6 separate regions of the Homo sapiens genome follow, and regions 1, 2, 3, 4 and 5 are each linked to region 6. The links are chromatin contacts, found by Hi-C or POLR2A ChIA-PET in ENCODE. All regions are on one chromosome and are shown on one strand. The core of a region is the stretch at or near the end of the contact, and the rest is flanking DNA. Distances in the headings are between cores, read along the strand shown.

Region 1 (4,455 bases), core at 354-2,853, 670 kb before region 6:
AAATAAAGGAGTGAGCAGGTCATGTGATAAGCAAATACAAACCCTGGGGACAAATGATCATTAACAAATATTCTTATGAAGTTGAGCCACTGCCATTTATCTTACCCCAAAGCGCTTGGGCAATTTCATTAGAATGATGGTATCACTCAGTCAAGCAGTGAGTGTTAAGCTGGGATAGAATAAAGTTCCCTTTAAAGGATTATGAGAAGGAATGTGGAAGAAAGATGGGGCAGTGGGTTTGGCACTGAAGAAGAGAAGCGCTCATTTAAAACACTGTTCTTTCCTACATTCCCTAACCCCCGCCCTAGTGTCCCACAGCGCGCTGAGGATGGCTTTCCTTTTGTTGCAAACCAGTGATTTCTGGCATCCCCCTTCCAAATCACAGAAGCCAGCGGGGACTGCACAACTATAATACGTATCCGCATGGTGGAAGGCAGGATAGGGTGGTGGGAAGGGTACGCGGGCTTGGGGGTGAGGCGCTGGGCCAGGGACCGAAGCAAGTTTCCTCATCGGCAAACGGTCATAAAGTTGCCTCCCACCGAGAACGGCCAGAAGAACCAAGCGGATCGCCAGGACCGTGCGCAGAGCCTGCACGTAGCGAACGCTGTGATTCCCTTCTTCCCCTCCCACGGCAAGCGACACCGAAGGTCTGGGGACACCCTTAGGGTTGTGACTGAGGATGGTTGTCGAGTGACTACAGAGCCCAGTAAATAACGCGCATCTCCTCCAGCACCGCGGAGCGCGGAGCCCGGAGCCCGGAGCCCGCCGCGCGCGGGCGCCGGGGAACGCTCGCGTCCACGGCCGGGCCCGCAGCCCAGCCCCCTGGCTCCCGGCTTCCCGCTTCGACAAGGGCATGCCGCGGCCCCCCGGAGCTCGGGGCGCGGGAGCTGGCACCGGAAGCGGGGAGGGCCGGCGGAGCTGGGCGGCCAGGAGTCGGGTACTTACCCCCGGCGGGCGGCGGGCGGCTGAGGTCGCGGCCAGCCGGCTCCAGGCGGCGGCGAAGTCGGGCGGCTGGGCGCGCGGGCTCCGGCAGACGAGGGCAAACAGGATCCCCAGCAGGAAGGCGGCCGCCGCGCAGCTCAGGTACAGGCTGAGCCTGAACAGGACGGAGCTCAGCCCCGCGGCCCCCGCCGCCTCCCCGCTGCCGGGCCCCAGGAAGGAGAGGGCCACGGCGGCGAGTGCGGCCACCGCCACGGGCTTCCACCAGCTCCGGCCGCCCGGGGCCCCCGGCGCCGCCGCTGCTGCTGCCTCCGCGTCCCCCGGGGACTCCGGCCGCCGCTCGCCCCTGAAGCCCGAGACAGGACGGCCGCCGGCGCCTGCGGCCCGCGCGGGGCTGGGGCCGGCGCCGCCACTGTCGGTCGCATCGGGGTGCATGCTGCTTCCTGGGCCGCTAAGGACAGGCACATCTCCTGCCCCCCGGTCCCCCGCCGGCGCTCCGGAGGCAGGGGGAGCCCGCGCTCATGCCTCGCCCGCGGCCCACCGAGGGAGCGGCCCCCGCAGACGCCGCCGGGCCCCTCTCGGCGACCCCTCAGCGCCGCCACCAGGCGCTGGGCCCGTAGCTGCCGGGCCGGGCGCAGCCAGGGAGCCCCACCGTGTTGTGACTGAAGCCTGGCCAGCCTGACGCGGGCGGGGCGGGGCCGCCCTGAAGTGCGTGTCGGGCGGGGCCCGGAGCCACCGCGGCCGCTGAGTGACAGCCGGGAGGCGCCCACCCACAGCGCGGGGGCGGGGTCCGGGCCGGGGCCCCACGGGGAGAGGGCGCGACCCAGCGCGGTGCACACCTCTCTTTCCCACGCTCCCCTCCTCCTCTACAGGATGCCGTCTGTTCATGGAAAATTTTGCTGCAGGTGTCAGCGGCGCTGGTAATTCCTGAGCTCAGGTGATCCCGTAATTCTCCCTCTCCGCTCATCACTGACGAGTAACCTCTTCGCTTTGCTTACAGCCGGCAAACATTTCTGCCTGGTTTTCACTCGCTATTTAAATAGGCAACCGTTCCCGAGACTCCCTGTCACAGTTTCTAACGACCTTCCCTTTCCCACCCTGCCGCCTTAGGGAAGGAATCAGACACGTGCGGTGGAGTAAGTGAAGCCTGCAATTCCTAGCTATGGAAAGGTCCAAAGAAGTCGGCCTGGTGCAACAGGGTGCACGCAGCTGCCCATAATCACTTTGGCTCCACTTCTGGTTTTTGTTTTGTTTTGTTTTGTTTTTTGTTTTTTACCAACTATTCAGTTCAAATGCTATCAGCCACGCAAAGGAACGTGGTCCAAATAATTTTTAGAGTATATATTTGCCTTTTCTTCTGTCATAGTCCCAGCCAGTAATATACAGATAACGCTTGCTAAGTAGATGCCAATATGCTACTTAAACACTGGCAATTACTGCTAAGACTAATAAAGAAGCAGATGTAGCTTTTGCTTTTAGTATCAATTGGTATTCATGGGCATTTCATTCTTTCTTTCTTTCTTTTTTTCTTTTTTTTTGAGACGGAGTCTCTGTTGCCCAGGCTGGAGTGCAGTGGGGCGATCTCGGCTCACTGCAATCTCTGCTTCCTGGGTTCAAGCCATTCTCCTGGCTCAGCCTCCCGAGTAGCTGGGATTACAGGCACGCACCACCACACCTAGCAAATTTTTGTATTTTTAGTAGAGACGGGGTTTCACCATATTAGCCAGGATGGTCTCAATCTCCTGACCTCGTGATCCGCCTGCCTCAGCCTCCCAAAGTGCTGGGATTATAGGTGTAAGCCACCGCGCCCGGCCTCATTTCATTCTTTCTTAAACCTTCTAAGTCAGAAATGAAGAGTGCCTCATGCTAGATGTGACTTTGCCATGCCAAGGGGATGATCAAAATAAGTTACCAGTTTCCTTTCTCCTCCTTTTTTAAGAAAATAGGGGCGGGCACGGTGGCTCACGCCTGTAATCCCTACACTTTCGGAGGCTGAGGCGGGCAGATCATGAAGTTAGGAGTTCAAGACTAGCCTGGCCAACATAGTGAAACTTGAACCCCGGAGGTGGAGGTCGCAGTGAGCCGACATCGCGCCATTGCACTCCAGCTTGGGCAACAGAGTGAGACTTCGTCTCAAAAATAAAATAAAATAAATAAAGCAGTATGATTAATTTTGAAGAAGCCCTTTTGCCTCTAAAATAGTTGTTAATTTTCACCCAATTGGAGCCCCTCAAAGTGTACCCTACCAACCCAAATTATTCAAATAAAGCACAGTGGCTTGTTATCAACAACAACCAAATCTATGTTTTTTGATCATTTACATGCCGAGGACTGTATTCTGAATTCTTTATGATAAATTTAAATTAATTTTTCAATTTTAGCCCTAGCTCACCATAATAGTAACTAACAGCACTTACTGTGTGCCAGATACTATTCTAAGGACCAAACATACTTCATTTAATCTTCCCAGCAACCCCGATGGATACCATTATCTCCATCTACACAGCGGGGAACTGAAGCACAGGAGGTAAGATGACATGCTCAACATTGCAAAGCTAATCAATAACAGAACTAGGATTTAGTTGTTACTCCATGTGGTCCAGCTTCAGAGCTTGTGCATTGAATCGCTATGCCATGATGCTTCCTAAGAATTCTCTGATTTACTCATCTCATATTACAGAAGAGAAAAAAAAAGGTTAAATTCTTGATCCTGATCTGCATTCCATGCTTAAAAGTGGATAGTTGGCCAGGCGTGGTGGCTCAAGCTTGTAATCCCAGCACTTTGGGAAGCCGAGGTGGCTGGATTACCTGAGCTCAGGAGTTTGAGACCAGCCTGGTCAACATGGCAAAACCCCGTCTCTACTAAAAATACAAAAAATTAACCAGGTGTGGTGGTGTGCGCCTGTAGTCCCAGCTACTCGGGAGGCTGAGGCAGGAGAACGGTGTGAACCTGGGAGGCAGAGCTTGCAGTGAGCCGAGATCGCACCACTGCACTCCAGCCTGGGCGACAGCGAGACTCCGTCTCAAAAAAAAAAAAAAAAAAAAAAAAAAGTGTGACTGGTTAAATTTAGGTGTCAATTTGACTGGATTGGGATTACCTGGAAAACTGACAAAGGATTATTTCTGGGTGTTTCCCAAGAAGATTGCCCCTGGGTCAGTGGATTGAGTAGGGAAGATCCACCCTTGATGTGGGCAACCGTCCAATCAGCTGTGGCCCAGAAAGAACAAAAAGGTGGTTTCCTCTGTGCCCTGAAGCTGGGATACACTCTTCTCCCATCCTTGGACATCAGAACTCCAGGCTCTGGCGTTGAGACTCCAGGTTACACTAGCAGCCTCCTGGGTTCTCAGGCCTACTGCCTCAGAGTTATGCCATCCTATTCCCTGGTTCTGAGGCCTTCAGAGTTGGACTGAGCCACACCACCAGCTTTCCAGGCTCTCCAGCCGGCGAAGGGTGTATCATCAGAGTTCTCAGCCTCCATAATCATGTAAGCCAATTCCTCTAATAAATTCCTGCTC
Region 2 (5,090 bases), core at 1,389-3,888, 690 kb after region 6:
CAAGGTATACACAGTAAGATTAACAGTTAATTTCTCATCAGAAGCCACGGAGGCCAGAAGGCAATAGGATGACATGCAAAGTGCTGAAAGAAAACAAACTGTCCATTAAGAATTTTATATTCAGCAAACTATCCTTCAAAATTGAAGAAGAAATTAAGGCATTCCAAGATAGACAAAAACTCAAGAGGGTTTGTCACTAGTAAACCTGCCCTACAAAAAATCCTTCAGGTTGAAATGAAAAAATACTAGACAATAATTCAATATGCACGAAGAAATAAAGAACACTGTTAAGTACATATTATAAGTACACTACATAAGTACATATAAAAGTCAGTATTAAAGTATATTTGACTATTAACTCCTTTTTTCTGTAAGATTTAAAACATAACCACATAAAAGTTACAAATCTATGTCAATGGGAACACATCGTATAAAGATGTAACTTAATAAAGCACATATGCAGAGGAGAACTGTAAATCTGCAGCAGAATGAGAGATTGCATTCCCAAAGCATTGAATGGTGGATGGTCCCCTGGAGAATACTTCTCTTTTTGCTGTATCCTCTCCACATCACTTCTCTATTATCTTCATGGCCTTTACAGGTATGTGAGTTTGCAACTCCCTTGTTCAAAACTGCTGCCAGATTAGCACACTTCTGCTTAGAAGCCTCAGATGGCTCTCCACTTCCAGCAAAAAAAAATTCAAGCTTTATGGCCTGGCATCAAAGACCTGGAAGATGTGTTTCTTTTCCATCTTTTTGTCCTCATCTCTAATAATTCCATGTGATATATTCTATCTTCAAGGTAAATTGAACCACTGACTGTTCCTATTTCCATTCTTCCCATGCCATATCCCACCTGGCTTAAGCTTTTCTGAAGCTTTTCCGGCTCTGGATGGAATGATCTTCCCCTGCCCTGAAAGTGCACAGTCCATCCATCCCTATCCCTAGTCCTTATGCCCTTTATCCATCCCCTACCCAGAAGCCATCTCTCCGTCTTCTGGACTCCTGTACCACTTTAGCTGAACTTCTGTGATTGTACGTATTACTGTCTATTTTGTATTTACCTATGGTGGACATTTCTTATCTCTCCTTTTTAAACTATTATAGAGCCATCTCTACAGTTTGGAAAGGTCACCTGATTGGGAATCTAAGGAACTGTGCTACAGGCAGCCTTGGGGAGACTATTATGTTTTCTATGTTTTAGTTTCATCATGAATGAAATGGAACCAACATCTGCTTCATGAGATTCTTATGAGGATGTAATGATGTCATTTGTAATCTGTAAAGCACTGTGCACATGTGAAATAACATTTTAGCCTTGGGGTCAGAGTCCATGTTTTAGTCAACTTTGTATGTCTAACAAATTACTCAAGACATAGTAGGCGAGGTGCTCAATACACTTTTGTAAAATGAATGAACATGCTAACTCCTTGGTGAGATGAAGCTGAATCATTTAAACCAATCTACACGCATTTTCATTAATAATCTTACAGTCCTACCTACAGTCTCTCCCAGAGGTAAATAATGAAAGAACTTTTTAATAACTGCAATTAAATGACCCACCTTGAGTTTTAACACAATCAATGGCTTATTTTATTACTAACATGACTTTTTTGATATCCCTGAGGTAAAAATTCTCTGTACTCAGGGCTATTTTTTCACAATTCACACAATTTGACAACCAAATTGTCAAAAGTAAGAGAAAAAGAGGTGACTCCATTTAGTAAAGCAAAACAATACCCTGCTTTTATTTTTAAAATATTTTTAATATAAAAGGATTGTTTGAGTGAGTAAAACTGATAATTTTATAGTAAAATAAATCAATGCTCACCATGGTTTCACTCAGCTACAAATGTCAGGCAACCTAAAGAGAGAAATGAGTTCTCAGGTTTTTTTTCTAGGAAAACAATTGTTGCTTTCCTGAAGACATTTTTCAGTACCAAAATATTCAACCGGAACATGGGAACTCTCCAAGACAGTGTTAAGGGTTGGAGGAAGAAAATGACTGCCATCCTCATATCTACTTGCAATGGGGTGTCCCTTTTTCAGAGATTTATATTCCAGAATACCAACAAATACAAATTCACCAAATTGAATAATAATTTTGTTTTTTTAAGAAACAATTATTAGATTGCTTTTAAAAAGATTAGAAATTCGGATTGGGTAGAAGAACACTGGGAGTAGATGCAATTAAATAAGTAACATTAAAGAAAAGTAAACATAATTTATTTTCAGAATTTTACACCTACACTACATAAACTATGATTTACGTATAAAAAATTAAGTAAGTAAAAGCAAAAGTACAGAACTGTGGGTCAACTATAATTACAATTATTATAAGATACAGTGACGTATGAAGAAAAGAACATGGATTATGGAATTAAAGATGAGTTTCTCATCCTTTTGAAATGTTCTTTCATGGTATTACCTTTATAATAACTAAAACTCAAAGAAGAAAAAGAGCCGAGAGTATCTTTTTGCTAAAATCAGAAAAAATCAAAACAATATTTCATCATATGTGAAAATTATATGGAATCCAAATTTTGGCATGCACAGAGCTTTACTGGAACACAGCCACGCTCATGCGATTTCCATAATGTCCCTGGCTGCTTTTGTGCCACGGCAGCAGAGCTGAGTAGTGGTGACAGAGACCATATGGCCCCACAGTCGAAAGCATACACTATCTAGCCCTCTGTGGAAAAAGTTTGCCAACTCCTGATCTAAAGTTCAGTGCCCAGGAAGGTACACAATGTTTCTGTCTACATTTGTGGCTGAACAAGTCTAAAAATTGAGTGGAAATATTTAGTACTTAAGCATAAAAATGATTTCATCTTCTATTTTGGTGTTTTTCACACTGAGTTCTGCGGAGTCCTACGGGTCAGGGTGACGTCTCTGTGTGAACTGTGTGGCCAAGGTTCTGAGATTCTTCTCCCTCCTCCCAAAAAGAGTCATTCTGCTTTTATCCTTGCAGATTGGGATACCACCTGCAATTTTATTTTAAAAACATTTTTCTTTTTCTTTTTCTTTTTCTTTTTTTTTTTTTTTTGAGATGGAGTCTCGCTCTGTCTCTCAGGGTGGAGTACGGTGGCGCGATCTTGGCTCGCTGCAACCTCTGCCTCCTGGGTTCAAGCAATTCTCTGCCTCAGTCTCCCGAGTAGCTGGGATTACAGGCACCTGCCACCATGCTTGGCTGATTTTTGTATTTTTTAGTAGAGATGGGGTTTCGCCATCTTGGCTAGGCTGGTCTTGAACTCCTGACCTTGTGATCCACCCGCCTTGGCCTCCCAAAGTGCTGGGATCACAGGCGTGAGCCACCACACCCGGCCTGAATAACATTTTTATTTCAAAAAAAAAAAAAAAGAATTTAAAACTCACTGTGACCTATTTTATCTATGAGAGATGACTGCAGTGTCAAGCAAGTTTCAAAGGCCATATATGAAAAGGAACCATTATGAACCTAAAACCACACAAAACCGGACTGAAAACCAATCAGCCCTATTTGCTGAGCACTATGTCGTGAAATGAAACATAGGCAGCCAACATGGTGTATGAGGACTTCAGTTTTCTCACAGAGCACTTTCCTCCACCACAGCTTAACCCCATGTGCACACGGCCCTGCTGTATACTTTATTAAATATATAAAATTACAGAGCAATTTGATTCACATTCCTGTATTATTGCCACACATCCATTTTCCTGGGGTTAGCGAAATCAAAAACTAAAGAAACTACAAACAGGGTGGCAGAGTACCTATAATTTATTTTTATAACTAATGAGCCATTAACAGGTACTTGAGGAGGTAATTAAAGGGAAATTGATAGGAGCTGACTGTGAGGCTTGAAGTTTTCATGTTTGCTTTTTTAGTAAAGCAATAGTCTTCTATACTCCATTCAAAGCATCTGAAAAATGAGTTTAGCCACGTCGTATGGAACTAGTAAACTGATATAGACTAGGTTCCATCTAAAAAAGCAGATCTAAGACATTCCTACAAAGACTGAGTTTTGCTGAATGCCTGGGGCAGCCAGTAAGAAGACTGGTCTCTTCAACACTCAAATCTGGAAAGGTGGTAAGAGCTACTAGGGAAATGAGGAATTACCTGTGTGATATTTTAATGAATATATGTGGCAATGAGCATGAAAGGATCAAGTGGCTTCATTATCCATCTAACTTTTCTTACAGGGATTATATGAGGAAATTCATTACTTAAGCCACACACTGGCAAGGACACAGCCCTTGCTGAAAGTAAGGCTGGTATTAATAATTCCACAGTCAAGTTTTTTTTTCCCATATAAATGACTCTTTCAAATTGTATGACTCTATGGGAAAATTAAATTCCCACCATAAGCATTTACCTTACCCACTATTTTCCAATATCTTGATTATGCAAAGCCAACTTAGTATTTGATTTCATCATTCATCCAATAAGAAATTCCTAAAATAAGAGTTGCTCTGTATAATCATCTGGCATGTATTTTGGAATGCCTTAATAAGCTGTGTATTTTTTTCTGTCTCTATTTTCTCAACTTCTTACCTATTCTAAAAAGTTGTTTTAAATGTTCAAAAATAGTGAGCAAGGCAACTTACAAATGAACCTCATTTTAAAATAAGAAGCAGGCTGAGCACAAGAGATGGAGGAAGAAATCGCACGCTACCAAGGGTTCTGATGATTTCATAATACTACGGCGTGGCACAGTGGCTCAAGCCTGTAATCCCAGAACTTTGGGAGGCCGAGGAGGGAGCATCTTTTGAGGTCAGGAATATAAGACCAGCCTGGGTAACAGTGCAAGTTCCTGTCTCTCTAAAAATAAAAAATAGTAATAATAATTAGCCTGGTATGGTGGCATGCACCTACAGTACTAGCCTGGTGTGGTGGCATGCACCTATAGTACTAGCTACCCAGGAAGCTAAGTCTCCAGTAAGCTATGATCACACCCCATACTCAAGCCTGAGCCACACAGCTAGAACCTGTCTATAAATAAATAAATAAATAAATAAATAAATAAATAAATAAATACTACGATGAAAACTGAACCGGGCGTGGTGACACACGCCTGTAATCCCAGCACGGGAGGTCGGGGCGGGCAGATCAC
Region 3 (4,982 bases), core at 1,091-3,590, 880 kb after region 6:
TTGGGAGGCCGAGGCGGGCGGATCACAAGGTCAGGAGATCGAGACCATCCTGGCTAACATGGTGAAACCCCGTCTCTACTAAAAACACAAAAAATTAGCCGAGTATGGTGGTGGGCGCCTGTAGTCCCAGCTACTCGGGAGGCTGAGGCAGGAGAATGGCGTGAACCCGGGAGGCGGAGCTTGCAGTGAGCGGAGATCGCGCCACTGCACTCCAGCCTGGGCGACAGAGCGAGGAGACTCCGTCTCAAAAAAAAAAAAAAAAAAAAAAAAAGGTAATCTACACCAGTATACCAGTATATTATGGAGAAGTCTAACACAATCTTTGTGAAAAGTGAGGCACACTTAGGCTAATACCTAATCCCCAAAACATGGAATATTTTCAACTGAAAGGTTAATTTAGGAAAGACTATTAGTCTTCTCATGTTTACATACTGAAAGAACAACAGGTATTCAATAAATGATTTGCAAAGCTTGCCAGAAATGTCTACAACAGATTGTTTTAGAATTGTTTAAATATTTTTAGGACAGGATTAAGTTATGAGGGCAAAGGATTGCATGTTCAGAGAAAGAAACAGTCTAGTTCTGGGTAATGTAGGAATGAAAATTAAAAAGGGGTGACCAGGCTGGGTACAGCGGCTCACGCCTGTAATCCCAGCACTTTGGGAGGCCAAGGCGGGCGATTCACGAGGTCAACGGTTCAAAACCAGCCTGGCCAATAGGGTGAAACCCCGTCTCTACTAAAAATACAAAAATTAGCCGGGCATGGTGATGCGTGCCTATAGTCCCAGCTACTCGGGAGGCTGAGGCAGGAGAATGGCTTGAACCCGGGAGGCGGAGATTTCAGTGAGCCGAGATCGCACCACTGCACTCCAGCCTGGGCAACAGAGCAAGACTCCGTCTCAACAACAACAACAAAAAACAAGTGACCAAAATACAATACGGGCCCCTTTGCTTAATATGAACGAGTCTAGACTAGAGGCCATTTCCTGTAATAACTCCAGAGGCCCAAAAGACATAGCTGTGGTCTTTAAATATGGAGTTGAAATAAGAGGAACTAAAAATGACTGTCATCCAATAGAAATACAAGTCACATAAATAAATTAAAAATTTCTAGCAGTCATATTAAAAAGTAAAACGTGGATGGAATTCATTTTAATATTCAATTTAACGCAGTACAGTATGTCCAAAATATTATCATACTGACAATAATATAAAAGTTATTAATGACATATTTTACCTTTTTTTGTACTGAGTCTTCAAAATCTGGTGTGTATTTCACACTCACAGCACATCTCAATTCAGACTAGCCTATTTCAAATGCCTGATGTAGCTACTGGCTACAGAACTGGACAGCAGAGATCTAAATTATGGGAAATGTGTCCCAAAATTGCTGCACGAAAATTGTATCAGAAAGTCTTGCCACATTCTCCTATGTCACCTGAAATGGTCGTGCTTATTCTGCAGCAAAGGAATTTGAATGAGAACCCCGATAACGCACAGGCGCAGATCGAATGGATTTCAATGACAGGCTGGAAGGAGAAATTTTCAGATATCCAATGGAGCAACCAACGAAACTATACACGAAAGGAGGCGCAGCTATAGAAGGTGAATAATGGATGGGAGATCAAGTAATGCAAGGGAAGTAAACTGGAAACTAGCGTGAAAGATAAGAAAGGTGACCCAATCAAATTGGCAACTAAAAAAACCCCAAAACCTAATGTGGTTACTTTTTTTTTCTTTTAACTAACTGGAAGTTCAGGGTGTTAGGACACAAGGCTGCTAAGAATGGGATTCAGAGATGTTCAACTACAAAACGAACAAAAGAGGAACGACAGTGTGGGGACGAAATGATGTTTCGATGTTAAAGATGAGAAGCAACAATCCAACGTAGGAGAAACACCGTCCCCATGGTCCCAGTATCTGTTCTGGTAGCTCCAGTGAGGAAAGGTAGAGAAATAACCTTGCAGTCCCTAAAGGCAGATATCTTCCTCCTCTTATTCCCCCGTCTTAAACCTGGGAGGCCCTAGAAACGGGTGCGTCTTTCCTCGGGTCTAAAAGAGAAGTGCCAGGATTGCACCCGTCGATGGGATTGCAAAACGCAGGCCCCCAAACCAGCATTGTTAAGAGCTAGCTCTCTTCCTCGGCGGTCCCGCCTGGCCCCGCGGGTCTCCGGGCCCGGACTCACCCAGGCCCCACGCCCCGGGCCCGCTGCAGCTGAGGCCGGTCGCCGCCAGCCGGGAGAAGACGAGGGGAGGCGGGGGGATGTCACAGAACGCCGTGGCCCGTCCCCACCGCCGCAGCCCCACAGCCAGTTCCAACAGGCGAGACTTCCCTGTACCCACCTCCCCCGGCACAGGAAGCACTTTCTGGGCCTGAGTGACCGCGCTCTACACCAATCGCTGTCCCGGAACTTTACGCCGCTCCTCCAAGCGTCAGGGAGACGCTGCACTTCCCAGGCCCCACCAGCCGCGGCTCCGGCTCGTAGCCCACAGCCCACTGCCGGCGGCTGGGCGCTGCCGAGGCTCGGGGCGCGCGCAGTTGGCGTCTGCCAGTGCCAAGACTGTGCCGCCCCCACAGCCGAGGCGCGAAAGGGGGACGCCCGGCCTCTGGGCCGCTGCCTTCGCTTTCTCTTCGTTGTTGCGAACGCCGTCCGCTCAGGAGGCGCCCCGCGACCGGCGCGATGAGTGCCAACGAGGACCAGGAGGTGAGCCCCCCGGCTCAGGGCCCTCTCCCAGCGCGGGCGCGGCGCGCAGCCCCGGGCCCCCGTGAGACCTGGTGCCCGGACAGCCTGCCCGGCACGTGCCCTGTGCCCTCGGAGCCGGCCGGGGTGCCCCGAGTTCACCGGCGTCCCACCCAAGCGCGCGTGAATGGCCAGGAGTCCGCCTCTGCCACTCTTCCCCCCTCATTTTTCATTTTTGCAAATCCGGGAGTCTCCCCTGGTTACTTAATAACAGGGATGAGCGTCCTTGGTGCACGATCCAGTGCTCTTGGCTCTCCTTGAATCCCATGTGTTCAGTGCCTGTTTACTGAGTTAGGCTGATCACCTTTAAATTTTAGTCTGGTCATCTTTAAATCTCTTGGCTAGTAGAGGGCTAATTGAGTTAGTTACATTTCTCATGGAAGAAAATGACACTGGTGGTGCATCTGAGTTTCTGTCCATATTGTTTGGGGAAATCTTTTACCCATCTGTCTGTTTTGAGCATTCATGTACCACCTGAATTTATGGTTTATGCTCAAATATTTCCTTGTGAGATGCCATTTTGACATTGAATCATATAATATTAGAGTTGGGGGGTGGGTGCTACGGGCCATCTGTAGGGGAACCTTCTAACTTTGATAGGTGGGTCGATGATAGCCGCAGGGCTGCACAGTAAGTACGTGGTAGAATCGGGACTAGAAACCAGGTCTTATTGGGTGGTAGATAAGTTCACTGTTAATTTAAAGTATAATGCTTGAAACTTACTACTTTTACATGATAAATGTAATAGAATCTCTGGATTGGAAGTTAACCTTTAAAGGACCCAAAGTCCAACAAGCTAGCTAGTTGATATCTGAATCTCTTCTAAAATATTCTTGCCGGGTGAATTTCTAAGTGAATGCGTTAATAGCTTCTTCTCCCTGCAAAGCAAAGAACATACAGTGTAATGTTTCTCAGAGTTGGACCATAGTCCCCTACCTTAGAACCATTTAGATGGTTGCTAGAAAACAGATGCGTGCACTCCACCCCAGACCTACTGAATCAGAATTTCTGTGGTGGGCCCAGGAATCTCCAGTTTAACAAGAAAATTTCATTCTTCTTTCAGATGACCGATGTTCTGATCTTTGAAGATAGTTTCCTGCCCAGTTTCTCAGACCTTCTCTGAGGAAGTGGTTCCTTTTAGCTTGTCTTCATATATCCATTCTTTGTTAATCTCTTCACTATCCTGGAATCACGTGTTTGTGGACAGATTTTAATTTTTTAAATGTCCTGTTTCAAAATTGTGGCATCTTGCTGTTTTGTCTAGTTAAATTTACTGTCAACTGAAATCTTTTAAGTGCTTTATACAAAGCAATTTGTCTTTCATCTTCAACTTCTACATTTAGGTATCTGAGTATTGATACAAGTTCTACTTACCCTGCTAAATTTCATCATTAGCTTGCTTTTCAAAGACTTTTTGGATTCTTATTCAGCCATCAGCATTATTCACTGTCCCAACAAATTGTCATCCACAAATTTAATAAACTTGCCTCCTATTTTTGTACCTGTCCAAGTCATAAATTAAAATATGGGAAAGGATTAGGGACAGAAGGAGTAGTACTATATCTTGAGTAAGGTTTTTGTTCCAATCTAATCTTAGTTATTCTTGAATCCGGCTTGAATTTCTGTATTTTGTTTTTTTTTGTTTTTTCTGTAAAGGTAGCAAGAGAAACCTGTGGAGCCTGGCTGAAATCTATATAGTCGGTGTTTTATGCCTTTCTTCATTGTGCCAATCAAGTTTCCCTATCTAAGAAGGGTATATCTTGTTTTTCATATACTTACTAGGTCTTAGGGTCTACTCCTTAATGTCCCAGTTCCTCACACACTGTTTCTTCAACAATGTCTTTTTGCTGTTGTTGTTGCTATTTTTGAGACGGAGCCTCGCTCTGTAGCCCAGGCTGGATTGCAGTGGCCCGATCTCGGCTCACTGCAACCTCCGCCTCCTGGGTTCAAGCGATTCTCTTGCCTCAGCCTCCTGAGTAGCTGGGACTACAGGCGCCCATCACCACACCTGGCTAATTTTTGTGTCTTTAGTAGAGATGGGGTTTCACCGTGTTGGCCAGGCTGACCTCGAACTCCTGACCTCAGGTGATCCGCCCGCCTCGGCCTCCCAAAGTGCTGGGATTACAGATGTGAGCCACCGCGCCCAGCCAATAATTTCTATTCTAAAATTTTGACTGTAGATCAAGCCCACTTTCACCATCTTTAGTTTGTAGAATTCATGACATGCATCTTTTTGAAAAAC
Region 4 (5,136 bases), core at 331-2,830, 890 kb before region 6:
AAGTGATTCACCTGCCTCGGCCTCCTAAAGTGCTGGGATTTCAGGCGTGAGCCACCGCGCCCGGCCTTTTACCTTAAATTTAAAGCAAGCTGTTTGAGTGCCTCTCTGCAAGCCTGCCTGAAACTGGCTCACCTGAGCATGAATCATTGCTAATACGTAACACCAAAGGGGCAAGTGAAGATTCATTTTAAACTGAAACATAACTAAATACAACGCCCTTCCCCACATCCTACCTCTTCCATTAATCAGAGATGCTTTAAAACCAAACTTCAGTCAAGATTTAGTACTTTCATTTACCTTATATTTCAAAGCTCCACGGCACAAGGGCAGGAGCTGAGACAGGTTCCTCCCTCTCACGGTATCCCCGCATCTGCGCAGCTCCCGGCACACAAGCGAGCCAGGGAGGAGGGAGGGAAGAAATTCTTGCCTAGAACTTTCCCATCACTTAACTTTTTTCTTATTAATTTTTTTTTTTTTTTGAGACGGAGTCTCTCTCTGTTGCCCAGGCTAGGAGTGCAGTGGAGCTGTCTTGGCTCTCTGCAGCCTCCGCCTCCCGGGTTCAAGCGATTCTCCTGTCTCAGCCTCCCGAGTAGCTGGGACTACAAGCACCCGCCACCATGCCCGGCTATTTTTTTTTTTTTTTTTTTTTTTTTTTTTTTTTTTTGGTATTTTTAGTAGAGACAGGGGTTTCACCATTTTGCCCAGGCTGGCCTCGAACTCGTGAGCGCAGGTGATGCGTCTGCCTTGGCCTCCCAAAGTGCTGGGATTACAGGCGTCAGCCACCGCGCCCGGCCCGCCACTACTTAACTCTTATTGAGCAACATTTACAAAATTATTCATTCACTTATTTAACAGATATTCTGCAATCCCCTTCGGGGCAAGCTTGCTGGTAGAAACTAGAAACAGATTTAAGAAGGCATAGATGCTGCCCGCAAGGAGCTTACAATCTATTAGACAAGAAAATAGAGCATAGCCGAATTATGGCACGTTCCCTTGCAAAAGGTACGGATGGAGCGTCAGGAGAGGTGAAGAAGGGGCAGAAAACTGGAGGAGGTGATGAGGAGTCTGTTTCCCAGAGAGGAAACGGAGGCTGGGAGGTGGCAGGTATCTAAGGGGCAACACCTGGCGTCCGCGAGGACCAAGTCACCTTTCTTGAGGACACCCACTCCGACAGCCGAGATCAGGTTGCCCCAGCTCGTCCAGGTTGCCCCAGCTTGTCCACGTTAACTGCGCTGCGGGAGCGGCGAGGGTTCCCAAGCGCGCGACACGCCTGGGCTGCGCAGCGCCTCTGCACGTTCCACCACAGCTGGCGTTTATTGTGTGATGTGTTGCCCCGGGTACGGGAGAATCCATTCCAAGCACGCTGTGGGAGGATACGAGGAGATTCGAATCCGCATCGAAGAACACACAGAAGGATGTGTGAGCTTCTGTAGGACAGAAAAGACTTAACTAATAGAATTTACCAAACATAAGTCTTCGGCTACCCGCCCCGCCTCGCCGTCCGCGAGGGACTGCGGTGTGGTACGCTCCGTGACGTCATGCCGCCGAGCATGTCGGGAGTTGTAGTTGGTCCGCCCGGGCCCCGCCCCTGGGCCGTGCGGTGACACCACTTCAGGGCCGGCCCCCGGAACTTTTGGGCAGGCGTCAGCGCCCGTGTCACCGCCACGTCGCGGACATGGTGAGTATCTCTGCTCGTCACCGACCCCTGTGTTTTTCCCCGGACTTTGGCAGCCGCCACGAGCGGGCTTCACAGCGCCTGAAAGGAGCTGGTCCTGCCGGGGTCCAAGATGGCAGCTGCGAGCTGCGTGGGCAGGGCGGCTCTCCAGTTCGCCTGTCTCCGCGCTGGGCCGGGGGGAAAGTGCCCTACACAAGTGTGCACCCCGCCTCGGCCACCTTGGACACGCACCCCCTGCTACTTCTCTGTGTGAAAGTATTTTGAGAGACTTCGGCGTTTTTGAAGCCTTGCAAGAAGGGCTTAACCTGGGACAGGCGCAACTTTCTTCGGATATTATATTCCCCTAGTTCCCGTGGTATTTCCCTCCCCTGGTTTCTCTCCTGTCTCATTGCTCAGCAAGGTTCTCCAATCCCTATCCTAAATGGTGGTGCTCTTCAGGGACGCTTTACACCCTATGCGTTCTCCTAAAATTTTATCTCTAAGTTAGACCTTTCTTCTGAGCTCCAGACCCACAAATCTGCTAACCGTGCCTCCACTTGGATAGCTCATATGTATTTCAAGCTCAGCAAGTTCCAAACTGAGCATTTCCACTTCCCCACAGCCCACACCTGCTCTTCCTCCAGGAACCCCCAACTCTGTAGATGGCACCACCATACATCCTGTTGTGCCTGCCCAAAACCTGGAAATCATCCTTGACATCTCCCTCTTCTCAACTCCCCGACATGCAGTCAATAATCAAGTCCTATAGATGCTACTTCTAAATGTCTGTCTGTTGTCACTGTCGCCACTCTTACCATCCTTGGCCTTGAGATCTATCCATCTGGGGTAGTCACCTAAGTGGTCTTTTAAGCAGATCTTCACTCATCGATGGCCCTGCCTGGAATGGGCTATTGCACCTTCACTCACCCTTCAGATCTCAGCCTCAGTATTATTTCTTCAGAGAGTATCTCAGCTAATTCGGAAGTCTAGGAAGACTAGTGCTTTTATGAATGATGTCTTGTGGAATCTTCATAACAACCCTGGGAAGTTGTGTATTTTTCCAGTTTTACAGAAGAGAAACAGACTTAAGTGATAAGTTAAATTGTGTAAAATTGTACAGTAAGTAGCAGAGTTAAAATTTGTTCTTTCCTGTCTAACTTTTATCTTCAGTATCTTTAAATATTTTTTATTTAAATGGGTACATACTAGTTTGTTTGGTAGTATTCTTTATTTAACTGATTTCTTATTAATAGCTATTTAAGTGGTTTCCATTTATTTTTCTGTGATGAACAACGGTAGAATAAATGGACAACATGAAGCTAAATTTGTCCTGAACTTTCTTGATTGTTTCCTTAGAATAAATTCTCAGAAGTAGAATTGGGACAAAGGGTATATGATCTTTCAAAAGATTACAATTTTAGAATAAATAAAAACAGTGACCCTTATAGAAATGTGACAAAGGATTTGTAAAATGAGAAAAACTGTATTGGTACCTATTTAATACTGTTCTGAGGATTGGAGTAAGTATGTATGTTTAGCATAGTGCCTTTTACATGTTTTTGTTTTATTTTATTTTGTTTTTTGGAGACAAGATCTTGCTCTGTTGCTTAGGCTGGAGTGCAGTGGTGTGATCATGGCTCACTGTAGCATTGACCTCCCCGGCCCAAGCAGTCCTCCCACCTTAACCTCCCGAGTAGCTGGACTACAGGTGCAGACCACCACACTCAGCTAATTTTTTTTTTTTTTTTTGGTAGAGATGGGGGTCTTCCTATGTTGCCCAGTCTGGTCTCTAACTCCTGGGCTCAAAGTGATCCTCCTGCCTCTGCCTCCCAAAGTGTTGGGATTACAGGCGTGAGCCACTGCACCCTGCCTGTGTTTTACATTTGAAGAGCTCAGTAAATGTTAGTACTTATTCATTTATTTCAAAATAGGGGTCTTAGTGTGTACTATGGTTCTTCAGCCTGTTTGAGAGATATGTTTTGAGAGTCTCATGAAATTTTTGAAACCTCTTCCCAAAAGAAATCTCCCGCTCTCTTTCTCCCTTCCTGTCTCTTTCTCTCGTGTGTGTGTGTGTGTATATATGTATGTATATATGTATGAATATGTGTATCTGTGTGTGTATATATGTGTACACAAACAATGATACATGTCATTTGTGATATATCATCAACTACCTGAAACAGTATATGGATCCAAGTAAAGAACTGATTAGTTCCATTTTGCAAGTGCTCTTTTCCCTTTATAAGTTGTAAGCATTGTCCTGTGCCTTTTAATTTTCAGCAAAAACATGATTTTTTTATGGCTATATGATATTCCTATTTTTTTTAACCAATCTATTGTTGGCAGTTAGGTTAATATCCATGTACCCGAATCTTTGTGTGTTTTTCAGATTTTTCTTAGACTAAGTCTGAGATTCTAAATGCATATCACTAGATCAAGCCTATGAATATAAACCTTTGATTCTTACTGCCATATTCTCTGAAGGATTCCACCAGTTGATATCCCACCCTCAGTATGAGTTTCCTCTCATTGTCTTGACTCCCTGGTATTATATTAGGTTCAGTGCCTTGTCACATTCTTAAACTAGTTCTTTACTGTTGATGTTTTATTGTCATTGTTAAACCTGTCAAGATTATAATTTGGAAAGATTGTCTTAAAGCAGTAGTTCTCAACCATTCACATTAGAATCACTGGCATGGGGGCATAGGATACTTTTAAATATCCCTGTGCCAGCTGGGCGCGGTGGCTCACGCCTGCAATCCCAGCACTTTGGGAGGCCGAGACAGGCGGATCACTTGAGGCCAGGAGTTCAAGACCAGCCTGGCCAATATTCTGAGATCCCGTCCTTACTAAAAATACAAAAATTAGCCAGGCGTGGTGGTGTATGCCTGTAATCTCAGCTACATGGGAGGCTGAGGCAGGAGAATCTCTTACACCCAGGAGGCGGAGGTTGCAGTGAGCTGAGATTGTGCCACTGCACTCCAGCTGTGTGACAGAGTGAGACCCTGTCTCCAAACAAAAAACCAAAATCCCTGTGCCTAGGCCTTAGACCAGTTAATCAGAATCTCTGGGGGTACAGCCCAGGCCTCAGTATTTCAAGCTCCCCAGGTGATTTCAGTATAGAACAAAGGTTGAGAACCCCTGATTTAAAATTTTGGGGTTGCTTTTGTTTTTGTTTTTTCTATAAAACAAGGAATTAACTCATGAAATAATTTGAAGAATCAAGGTTAATTAATGTCTTAACACTAAACTTAGATTCTAATTTATATGAATATGAGTTTGTTTTGTTTTACAAGGGAGTTTGTCTTTATCTTTATTTGTTCTAGGTGATTTCAGAAAGTATGGATATACTCTTCAGAATAAGAGGAGGCCTTGATTTGGCTTTTCAGCTAGCTACTCCTAATGGTAGGTCTTCTGAAAAATTCTTTTTTATTAGAAAATTGATAGTGAAATATACTGAGATTATTTCCACTTTGCAAATG
Region 5 (4,592 bases), core at 809-3,308, 930 kb before region 6:
CGCTACAGAAAGGGGTCCCCGGGTTGCCAATTCGCTGTGAAATATTTTTTATAGAATTTTATAGATGAGCTAATGGGGAGGCAGTCTGATCTACATAGGGCGTGAAAAACCAGTTAGGACCAGGTGTGCCATCTGCATAGGGCATGAATCTCTGGCAGCCCCCACCCCAATCTTTTACTACGCAGGTGGGTTCTCTGACTGAGCTTTTCCATATCGCCCATCTCTTTCTTACTGTACACGTGCTAACAAAAAAGGGGAGATGGAGATTCCATGGTGGACATGCCTGGCCCCCAGGTAGCCCTTTTCTATCAGCGCAGCTGCTGGCATCCACCCGCACGCTGCCCCCCAACCCCCTGCGCCCTGGTGTGCACGCTTCCAGCTTCCTGATCTATCTTTGCAAGGTTTGCAGGCTTTCAGGCTGCTCTTTGTTAGAAAAAAAAATGATTTCTTGAGCTGTTTTTTGTTAGAAGTTCTGCTGAAGACTCTTTTGCCCTATCTGCCTAAATAATTTCTATCTCCTGAATCATCAATATCAATCAGCAATGCAGACCATAAATTCTCAAAATTATAATTTATTAAAATTGTCTACAATGCCACAAGAAAGTCAAATCTTCTAGAGCCCATTTTTTTCTTTCTTTCTTTCTTTTTTTTTTTTTTTTTTTTGAGACAGAGTGTCGCTCTGTGGCCCAGGCTGGAGTGCAGTTGCACTATGTCGACTCACTGCAGCCTCTGCCTCCTGGGTTCAAGTGATTCTCCTGCCTCAGCCTCCCGAGTAGCTGGGATTACGAATGTACTCCACCATACCTGGCTAATTTTGGTATTTTTAGTAGAGACAAGGTTTCACCATGTTGGTCAGGCTGGTCTCGGACTCCTGACCTCAGGTGATCCACCCGCCTCGGCCTCCCAAAGTGCTGGGATTACAGGTGTGAGCCATCATGCCGGACCTAGAGCCCATTTCTTTTCTTTTTTTTTTTTTTGTTTGTTTTTTTTTGTTTTTTTGAGACGGAGTCTGGCTCTGTTGCCCAGGCTGGAGCACAGTGGCGCCATCTCGGCTCACTGCAACCTCCGCCTCCTGGGTTCAAGCGATTCTCCTGCCTCAGCCTCCTGAGTAGCTGAGATTACAGGCGCGTGCACTAGAGCCCATTTCTATAAGAAACAAATTAGAGGAAGTAAGCACTGAAACTATCATAAGAAGTTTCATTTCAATGAAAGCAAGCCATCATGTATTACTTATTATATATTATATGTTATTATATAGCAAATTATGATATCCTGGTGATTGTGATTTTGAATTTTAATTTTCTATGTGTGATGGTTTACTACAAAATAAATAATATATACTCGTTTAAAACTTTAAAGAGCACCATTTTCTGATGGGCAGGAGGATTAGCTGGGGGCACGCACCCAGTCCTTGGTTAAAGGAGGTCAGGTTTCCCGTGAACGCAACATCAATCCTGCACGTGATACACCAGGTGCGTAAAAATTAACATGCTTAGACAAAGGAAGCCCACCGTCGCTTCCCACAGCTTTCATGAGCATATTTTAATACATGTTTAGGTTAATTCATTATTGAAAAATAGGAGTCTTCTTTTCATTGCAGCAAACAAAAGTCCTTTCACAATATTGGTCATGGGCCGTTCAAATCCCCAAATGCTGAAACTCCTCTGAGGGATGCGCTGAAATGAGAGGACTAAGAATTAAAAAAAAAAAACAACAGCGATGAAGTGGAGATGTGGAAAGGCAAAGGGAAAGCTCTCAGGCGTGTGTCCGTCCCCGGGCGGTCCCTTTCTCCGCACCGCTTTGGTCCGGCGGGTACCGCAGCGAGTCCGAGTGTGAGCAAGCCCGTCCCGGACAGCCGCGCGCGTGTGCGGGGAGGCGCCCAGGTGGGCTGTCCCAGGCCAGGTTCCCAGGGAAGCTCTCGGGGAAGCGTCCGGAGTGAGGAGGGACCCACCGGGACCCCACCAGGGACCCCAGCCGAGCGCGCGCCGCCGAGGGTGGGGGTGGGGCCGGCGCCCCGGCCACCCGGTTACCTGGCGACAGGATGCCCTGCGCGGGGCGGCGGAGCGGGTGCGTGCGGCGGCGGTTGCGAGAGAGATGAGCCGCGGCGATGAGCCCGGGTAAGAGTTGGACGGGGCGGGGCTCCTAGGGGAGCCGCGGGAACGGAGGGCAGCAGAAGGGCATTCAGCAGGCGGCTCCCCGCTCGAAAACCCGGGACATCCCGGGTCCGCCCTTCTGCACTCGCCGCACATCTCCCGCTCGGCCCTAGGGCTGAGCACCCGCTGCGGCCCCCTGCGTCCGCTGTGGCTTACAGGCTGGCTACGTGGTCTGCCGCCGCCGCCCGCCCAGCGCGCCCTCGGGTGGCCGCTTGCGGAAAGCGCCGCGCCCCGCCCCAGGCCCGGCCTGATGCCGTCCCTCCGCCCCATCCCTCCGCCCCGCCCCAGCCTTCAGCCTTGACCCCGCCCCATTCCTCTGCCCCCACAGGTCCCGCCCAGTCTCTCCGCCCCATCCCATCCCTGCGCCCCGCCCCAGCCTTCAAACCCGCCCCCTCCTAATTCCCTCCGCCCCGCCCTCCCCGCCCTCCCCGCCCCCCCGCCCCAGCCTTCAGCCCCGCCCCCTCCTAATTCCCTCCGCCCCGCCCCAGCCGTTAGCCCTGCCCCGCCCCATCCCTCTGCCCCGCCCCCACCTTCAGCCCCGCCACGCCACGACCCGCGACAGAACAGCCCCGGACGGTTCTGTTACAGAAAAGCAGCACCGGGAAGAGGATGAAGTTGACTCCGTTCTCCTTTCAGCGTCCAAGATCCTAAATTCTTCGGAGGGGGTGAAGGAAAGTGGCTGCAGTGACACAGGTAAAATCGCCAGACCGTAAAAGGCTCCTTTAACTATACACAGGCGGCAGCATCTGGCCTGTGCCACCTGCTCACCTGGCGTGCTTCCCACGGCCGTGATGACACGGACAGCAGCCACCACGGCACTCGCGCTTTGTGCCAGTGCTGTTCTAAGCACGTAATGGATCAACTGTTTAATTCTCACAACACTTTTACGAGGTGGGTGCTACCACGATCCCCATTTTGCAGATAAGGAAACGGGCACAGAGAGGTTAACTCCCTAAGGTCACACAGGCAGCGAGGAATGGAGCGGGCATTCAGCAGGGCGGCTCCGGACTGCCTGTCTTCACCACCACGCTACGCTCCGTTGCTTCTCTGAATGCTAAGTAAGAATTGTTGAGTTTTTTGGACACACACTAAAACGATATGCAGTCAGCCCTCGGTATCTGGGAGTTCCGCATCCTTGGATTCAACCAACCACAGATGGAAAATATTCAGGGGGGAAAATTTTTAAAAATAACAGTACCACAATTTTTAAATGCAAATTTTGAACAGTATAACAGCCATTTACATAGCATTTACATTGTATAAGGTATTACAAGTAATCGAGAGATGATTTAAAGTATACAGCAGGATACACATAGAAGCTATGCAAATACTACCCCATTTTGTATTAGGGACTTGGGCATCTGCAGATTTTGCTATCCGCAGAGGCTCTGGAACCAATCCCCTGTGGATATCCAGGGAGGGGTGTATACCTTTTCTAAAGAAAACTACTTTTTATAGTAAATATTTACGGACTACAGGATATTATATGGGGAGGATGTTTGAAATAGCCACATAGCTAAAGCTTTCAAGCACCACATAAATTATGAATAAGATGGGGGTACCCAGCTAGGGGAATCTGAGGACATTGAAGGTGGAGTCCCAGGCGACTGACTACACGCCTCTCAGAGGAGCCTGCTGTGAGGGGACATGCCGGGGAAGGAGCAGAGCACGGGGCAGGAGAAGGGTCTAGACTGATGTGCCATGCCCGGACCCCCAGTTGCCCCTCTGTAGGATATGGGCAATCCTGATGCCAAAGTGCTGAACCACAAGAGGACTGAGGTTGGGACAGGATTTCTGCACCTCCACCATGCAAGATCTTCACAAAAAGCCTTGTCAGGGCCCGGAAAGAAGAGACTAGAGCAGCCACACCTCAGTAGACAGAAGACACCCGGGTGCCCAGGCACTACCAGGATGAGCAACACCCCAGTGGAGGCCAGCAGGACAGGCACTGGCCAGTCCCCTCTCCGCCCTCCTGCCTCCACCCTTGAGATATGCAGGTTTCCCTGGGCAACCAGGAGGGGCAAAGGGGCCCCCTGAACGAAGGAGAAAGAGTCCTCACAGAGAGTTGAGACATTGAGGTAGCTCCGTATTTACCTCAAAGAGAGCATGTAAGGTCAGAAGAAATAGAAGTACCTTAATTTGGCAAGATCACATGTTTTTTGACATGAATGAGGCTTAGGGTTCTGGAGAAAGATGCCAACATTTATAGAAAATAGTTACATGCAAAATAGCACATGTACATGTTTAAGAGTTACAGTCTTTCTTGCCAGAACACAGTGTTTACAGGTCTGGGGTTGACACAGGACAGGTTCTTAATAAACACCAGTTATCTTGAGTCAGGGGCCACCCAGGAATTTCCTGCCTGCAACTATAGGCAAAACTAGGAGGTATGGCTGGCGCCCTTCTCTCTACTCTCCTACTGATGCTTTCATTGTCACC
Region 6 (4,743 bases), core at 46-2,545:
TAATTTTTGTATTTTTAGTAGAGACGGGGTTTCACCATGTTGGCCAGGATGGTCTTGAACTCTTGACCTTGTGATCCGCCCGGCTCGGCCTCCCAAAGTGCTGGGATTACAGGTATGAGCAATCGTGCACGGCCATAATTTTTTTGGTTTTCTTTTCTTTTCTAGAAAGAAACAGGGAGGAAGGAAGGAAGGAAGAGAGGAAGGATCTGAAGTAAATATGATAAAACTTTGTCGTAGATACCAAGGTGTTTAAAAATTGCTCTATGTGTTTTTCTTTATACTTATTTCAAACCAAAAAATTATTTCATCTTTGTAAACAATGAGGAAAATACACATAAGTTTTATAAAATGCAACACTCTCATCCAAAGAAGACTAATTTTAACATTTTGATGTATATGAGTCCAGACTGTGCCATACGTTCATTTGCCTACAAGTCCTAATATATAATATGCGTTGGTGCTTTTTGTTGTTGTTTTTTTTGGGGGGATAGTTTTTGAAGAAGCCAAAAATTTTTTAAAAAGTTCTATTTATAAGGTAGATGACTCTGAGGTTTGTTCTTTCTCTGAGTCTGCGTCGGCTCGCCTTCCTTGATTCTACGACGTTTTGTCACAGTTCCACAGTCCCGTTTGTAGATCGTGTGGGTTATTCTTCACCCCACTCTGTCCACTTGGGGGCTATCTCAGTCCATTTCAGATCTGAGACTGGACGGAGGCCGACACCCGTTTCCAAGCCAAGTCTTCCTGTGCGGCCGACATTCATCAGATCACCCTCCCTCTGTGAAACGAGGTCTCCTAACGGCACCCCCTGACTTTTTTTCGACACCCTCATACATTTGGCCCTCGGTATCCACAGTGTTCCCCACCGATGGATTCAATCAACCAGGAATCGAAAATATCCTTTAATAAATTGCATCTGTACTGAACACGTACAGACTTTTCCTTACCATTATTCCCTAAACAACACAGTATAACAATTATTTACATTGCATTAGGTATTAGAAATAATCCAGAGAAGATTTAAAGTACACGGAGGATGTGCGTAGGCGATATGCAAATATTACGCCATTTTATATCAGGGACTTGAGCATTCCGGATTTGGTATCAGCACAGGTCCTGGAACCAATTCCCCAAGGATGTGGAAGGAGGACTGTATCATTCAGGAAAAAGTACAATCCTCTGCGGTGCTGCCCCCAGCTCCCCGCCTTCACCACTGCGCCTGCGCCTCCGAGAACGGACTACAACTCCCAGGATGCACCGCGCCCGCCACCGCCCTGGCAGCCCGACTTCCTGCTGGAGGTTTCCTGTGGCTTGGGGCTCCGCCCGGTATGGGGAAAGTTTAAGGCGGAAGAGCCCTCGTTTGTCGGCTGCTTGGGAAGGTATTGGGAACAGCTTATGTTTTTCTTTCACAAAAAAGCAGCAGGCACCACAGAGAGAGACGGCTGTCTAGTTTTTTGTTGGGCACAGATCTTGCTTCTCTGAACCGGGAGAGAGGTGTTTGCCCCTCGCTGCGGGGGCCCAGCACAGGTGGTTCCTGCTGGCTGTTGTCCTTGGTCACATCGTCCTTGGAGTTGTAGGAATCCCTCCCAGACTGTGGGATAGGCTGACAATCTTGGATATTATTGTAGTGGTGAATGTTTTCTCTTTAAGGGATTTCAGTGGGAAATTTAGAGGAACGTAGAGGAGGCTGTTGGGTATTTTACCCTGCGTGCTTCCTTTAGAGATTGTTCTGAGCTGTGTACTTTGTAATCCTTGGGCCCGGGATTCTTATCATGTTCTTTTCACTGGTTTTGGTTAATGTGTTTGTTCTGAAGACAGTAGCCTGGGGGAATGAGACATCTCCTTAAGGCGCCGCTTGACTGACAGACACCCTTAATGTATGTAATTCATGGAAAACTACAGTCCCCACCTCACCCCCCTAAAAAAGCAAAACATCTGAGTTAGGGGGTGTGTCAGATTGAAATGGTTGAAGAGTGAATGGTGGCTGGAAGGTGAGCAGTTAGAAGTGATTGCAAATTCCTTTCCAGTATATTGTCAAGAAGGATAGGATGGTGGCCTGACACCCAGCTCTGCTATTTATTCTGTTATCTCTTACAGGTTAGTCTCCCTCTTTGAGTCTTAGTTTCTTGTCTGTAAAATAAGGGTGATATTACCGGTCCTCCCTGCTTGTCAGTTTTTGTGAAGGCAGTTCAAAATAAAGTATGTCAACATAGTTCCTAAACCCCACAGTCTCCCAAAAGTGAGTGAGTTGGTAATCAGTAGAGTGTCCAGTGTAATACAAGGCCAGGGCCGCTAGAAATGCCGTTCAAAGCAGACCGCATCTACAAAATACCTTCACAGTAACAGCTAGATTAGTGTTTGATTAAATAATTTAATTAAATAATAATAATTAATAATAGCCTAGCCAAGTTGACACATAAAACTAACCCTCATACCCCAGAAAGTCTTTGCTCAAATATTATGTTTTCCTAACATTTAAAATTGCAGTCCTACACACGTGTACATCTTCCCTAATATTCTCTCTTCCCGTTCCCCTAGCCTGCTTTCCTTTAGCATTTATTATCTTTGAGCCATCCCTGTATTTCTTATCTCTATCTTTATTGTCTTTTTGCCTTCTCTGGAATGTTAGCTCCACGTGGGCGGGGCATTTTTGTCAATGTTGTGAACCGATGAATCCTCAGCACCCAGCACAGCATCTAGCACACAGTGGGCTCCTAAGAAACCTTTGCAAATCACCGAATGAAGCATTAATGTGAGCACTCAGTAAATATTTTTTCAAATGAATTTAGAGCTGGAGTTCATCATGAGATATTCCTGAACAGCCTCAGTAGGAGAGAAGTAGGAAAAGGGTAGAAGCATGGCAGATTATAGGAAAAAAGAGAAAATTTTCAGAGTTTGACATCTAAGAAGTCGAAGATTTAGTGAAGAAGGAGCACAGACTTGGGTGTTAAGTTCCCTTTACCCCTTAGCTGTGTAACTTTGGACAGGTTGTCTAATCTCCTTGAACCTCAGTTTCTTCGTCTGTAAACTGGAAATAGTAATACTTATCATGTAGGGTTGTACCAGTGGTGACAAGTTGATGCGTTTAATGGGCTTAGCATAGGACCTGGCCCACAGTGAGTGTTTATTAAGAGGTGTCTGTTGCCATCACCACCATCATCATCATCATTATTCAATATCAAAGTGGGGAAATTTATAAGAAATCATTGAAGTGTACTAAAAGTAAAATTTTGGGATTTCAGTCTAGCCTGTGAAGTTGGGATGTTAAAAATCTGAAACAATGTTAACACACAAGTTTGGTTTGTACAGAGTGTCAGGGCATAGTCACTTTTGTGCCAGGTCCTTTTATTTTGTTTCAAAACAGAATGAAAATCTTTTCAGCATATATAGCCCATAAAACACAGTAATTGACATCAAATCCTTCAGTTTGCCCCAAGCTGCCACTTAAAGTGCAGAGTTAGTTGGTTCCAGGTCAGAGGTGCCATTCATTTATTTTCAACTGATACATGAGACAAAAAGTGCAGTCTTCACTGCTGATGTTCTGCTCACCAGGATTCTTTTGTTATCTCCTGAGGTTGTTGCTTTGGACAACAAGAGAGATGTTAGGTTCCAGCAAAGCTCCATAAAGACACTGACTCAACTCCACCATAAGTATAACCTGTCACCATAAGTAAAACTGAAAGGATACACCTTATCACCATACTATATATATATACTGTATACTATAGTATATACCTTATCACCATAAGTATAGCTGAAAGGTTTCCTGAAAGATCCAAAGGAATATACACTCACAGAACCCTCGATATGTCGCGTTGCTTGCATATCAATATCATTTCTGGTGTTCTAACAGAACTTTTAGGATTGGTCCCCTCTGATAAATGGTAATTTTCCTGATATGTGGGTTGCGTGTTTATCTGAGAAATGCTAATTCTGGAAAAGTGTGAACCTGGTCATTCTCCATGGCATTATGCCCAGTTTTAACTTCTTGAGAGGAGACATTTGTAGTTAGGAAGAAAAGTAGATTTAATGTAGAGGAAAGATGAAGGCCGGATGTTTGAGGTTTTTCTTCTGGTCTTTCTGTTTCCTGTAGTATCTGAATATAGCTAGTTACAATATTTCATGTCTATTTAAGAAGTGGGCAGATTGTGAAAAAATAGCTGCAGTGTTCTGAGTTATGATCTTGTTTCTTGGTTTCTGTTTTGCTCTGTTGTTATGAGAAATAAATGGGAGGGAGAGCCATAGTTTAAGAATGATAGATTCTTCCAGCAGTTCTTTTTTGACTCAAGGCCATTTCCTCACAGAGGGCTGTGGAATGTGTAGTAACATTCTTCAGAGTGTCATTCAATTCAGGATGGATGGACTTTAGTAGAGAACAGCAGTCACTGTGAACTTACTTCAGGATTACAAGATATTTTCTTACCTAAATGTTAGAGATGGAATCATGAAAGTACCACTGTTCTGTGCTCTGTTTCCCGAATGGAAAAAATACTGATTTAAATTGAATTAGTCTTTGTTCTTCTGTGTATTTATTAGGCATGCTTATAATAAAGAATTAAAACAATACTTTCAAATTTATTATTTATTTATTTTTATTTTTTTGAGGCAGAGTCTCACTTTGTCACCCAGGCTGGAGTGCAGTGGTACAATCATGGCTCACTTCAGCCTTGACCTCTGGGCTTAAGTAATCCTTATGTTTCAGCCTCCCAAGTAGCTGGGACCCACAGATGTGTGCCACCATGCCTA

Evidence for each region. Hi-C counts contacts between places; a loop is a spot of excess contacts on that map. ChIA-PET counts read pairs that join two places held with the same protein, here RNA polymerase II (POLR2A). Pooled maps may share reads with other maps.
Region 1: a map of CD8-positive, alpha-beta T cell shows a loop between it and region 6 (9-fold over the local background). The contact joins the promoter of SNX25 here to the promoter of LINC02427 in region 6. A Hi-C loop is called at or near these places in 7 of 168 maps with a recorded cell type or tissue (CD4-positive, alpha-beta T cell, CD4-positive, alpha-beta memory T cell, CD8-positive, alpha-beta T cell and 3 more), 4 of 37 single-sample maps with no recorded cell type and 16 of 50 pooled maps.
Region 2: a loop to region 6 is called in a map of PC-9, with 15 times the contacts of the local background. The contact joins the enhancer-like site here to the promoter of LINC02427 in region 6. A Hi-C loop is called at or near these places in 5 of 168 maps with a recorded cell type or tissue (MCF 10A, PC-9, dorsolateral prefrontal cortex and 2 more), 4 of 37 single-sample maps with no recorded cell type and 21 of 50 pooled maps.
Region 3: a map of CD8-positive, alpha-beta T cell shows a loop between it and region 6 (17-fold over the local background). The contact joins the promoter of TRAPPC11 here to the promoter of LINC02427 in region 6. A Hi-C loop is called at or near these places in 2 of 168 maps with a recorded cell type or tissue (CD4-positive, alpha-beta T cell and CD8-positive, alpha-beta T cell), 1 of 37 single-sample maps with no recorded cell type and 10 of 50 pooled maps.
Region 4: a loop to region 6 is called in a map of CD8-positive, alpha-beta T cell, with 7 times the contacts of the local background. The contact joins the promoter of UFSP2 here to the promoter of LINC02427 in region 6. A Hi-C loop is called at or near these places in 4 of 168 maps with a recorded cell type or tissue (CD4-positive, alpha-beta T cell, CD8-positive, alpha-beta T cell and naive thymus-derived CD4-positive, alpha-beta T cell) and 8 of 50 pooled maps. POLR2A ChIA-PET finds 5 or more read pairs at or near these places in 1 of 52 experiments (B cell).
Region 5: a loop to region 6 is called in a map of CD8-positive, alpha-beta T cell, with 24 times the contacts of the local background. The contact joins the promoter of CCDC110 here to the promoter of LINC02427 in region 6. A Hi-C loop is called at or near these places in 2 of 168 maps with a recorded cell type or tissue (CD8-positive, alpha-beta T cell and naive thymus-derived CD4-positive, alpha-beta T cell) and 8 of 50 pooled maps.

Annotation. Positions count from the first base shown.
Region 1 is chr4:185,206,746-185,211,200 of GRCh38, reverse strand. SNX25 (sorting nexin 25) reads right to left here and starts at 1,603. Exons shown (of 19, transcript NM_001378034.2): 1 at 946-1,603. The coding sequence starts at 1,374. It also overlaps a transcript of CFAP97 not described here. RefSeq lists silencers at 795-984, 1,055-1,214, 1,325-1,904.
Region 2 is chr4:183,841,104-183,846,193 of GRCh38, reverse strand. It overlaps a transcript of STOX2 not described here. Among named protein-coding and RNA genes, the nearest start is that of STOX2, 62 kb to the left of the region's middle. Within about 2 kb of position 2,638, at least 3 of the 41 ENCODE cell types and tissues checked have a DNase peak (open chromatin) inside an H3K27ac peak, as active enhancers do.
Region 3 is chr4:183,656,651-183,661,632 of GRCh38, reverse strand. TRAPPC11 (trafficking protein particle complex subunit 11) reads right to left here and starts at 2,340. Exons shown (of 30, transcript NM_021942.6): 1 at 2,186-2,340. It overlaps RWDD4 (RWD domain containing 4), which reads left to right and starts at 2,448. Exons shown (of 8, transcript NM_152682.4): 1 at 2,448-2,704. The coding sequence starts at 2,681. RefSeq lists silencers at 2,029-2,318, 2,689-2,898, 2,713-2,933 and enhancers at 1,665-2,452, 2,409-2,538, 2,453-3,241.
Region 4 is chr4:185,422,408-185,427,543 of GRCh38, reverse strand. UFSP2 (UFM1 specific peptidase 2) reads left to right here and starts at 1,580. Exons shown (of 12, transcript NM_018359.5): 1 at 1,580-1,678; 2 at 4,981-5,059. The coding sequence starts at 1,676. It overlaps CFAP96 (cilia and flagella associated protein 96), which reads right to left and starts at 1,290. Exons shown (of 8, transcript NM_001114357.3): 1 at 1,148-1,290. RefSeq lists enhancers at 1,277-1,636, 1,707-1,816.
Region 5 is chr4:185,469,199-185,473,790 of GRCh38, reverse strand. CCDC110 (coiled-coil domain containing 110) reads left to right here and starts at 2,058. Exons shown (of 7, transcript NM_152775.4): 1 at 2,058-2,117; 2 at 2,742-2,846. The coding sequence starts at 2,108. LOC105377590 (a long non-coding RNA gene) reads right to left here and starts at 2,360. Exons shown (of 2, transcript NR_133944.1): 1 at 2,031-2,360; 2 at 1,528-1,676. RefSeq lists a silencer at 1,844-2,473.
Region 6 is chr4:184,534,135-184,538,877 of GRCh38, reverse strand. It overlaps LINC02427 (long intergenic non-protein coding RNA 2427), which reads left to right and starts at 1,295. Exons shown (of 3, transcript NR_147158.1): 1 at 1,295-1,376. RefSeq lists enhancers at 955-1,284, 1,355-1,564.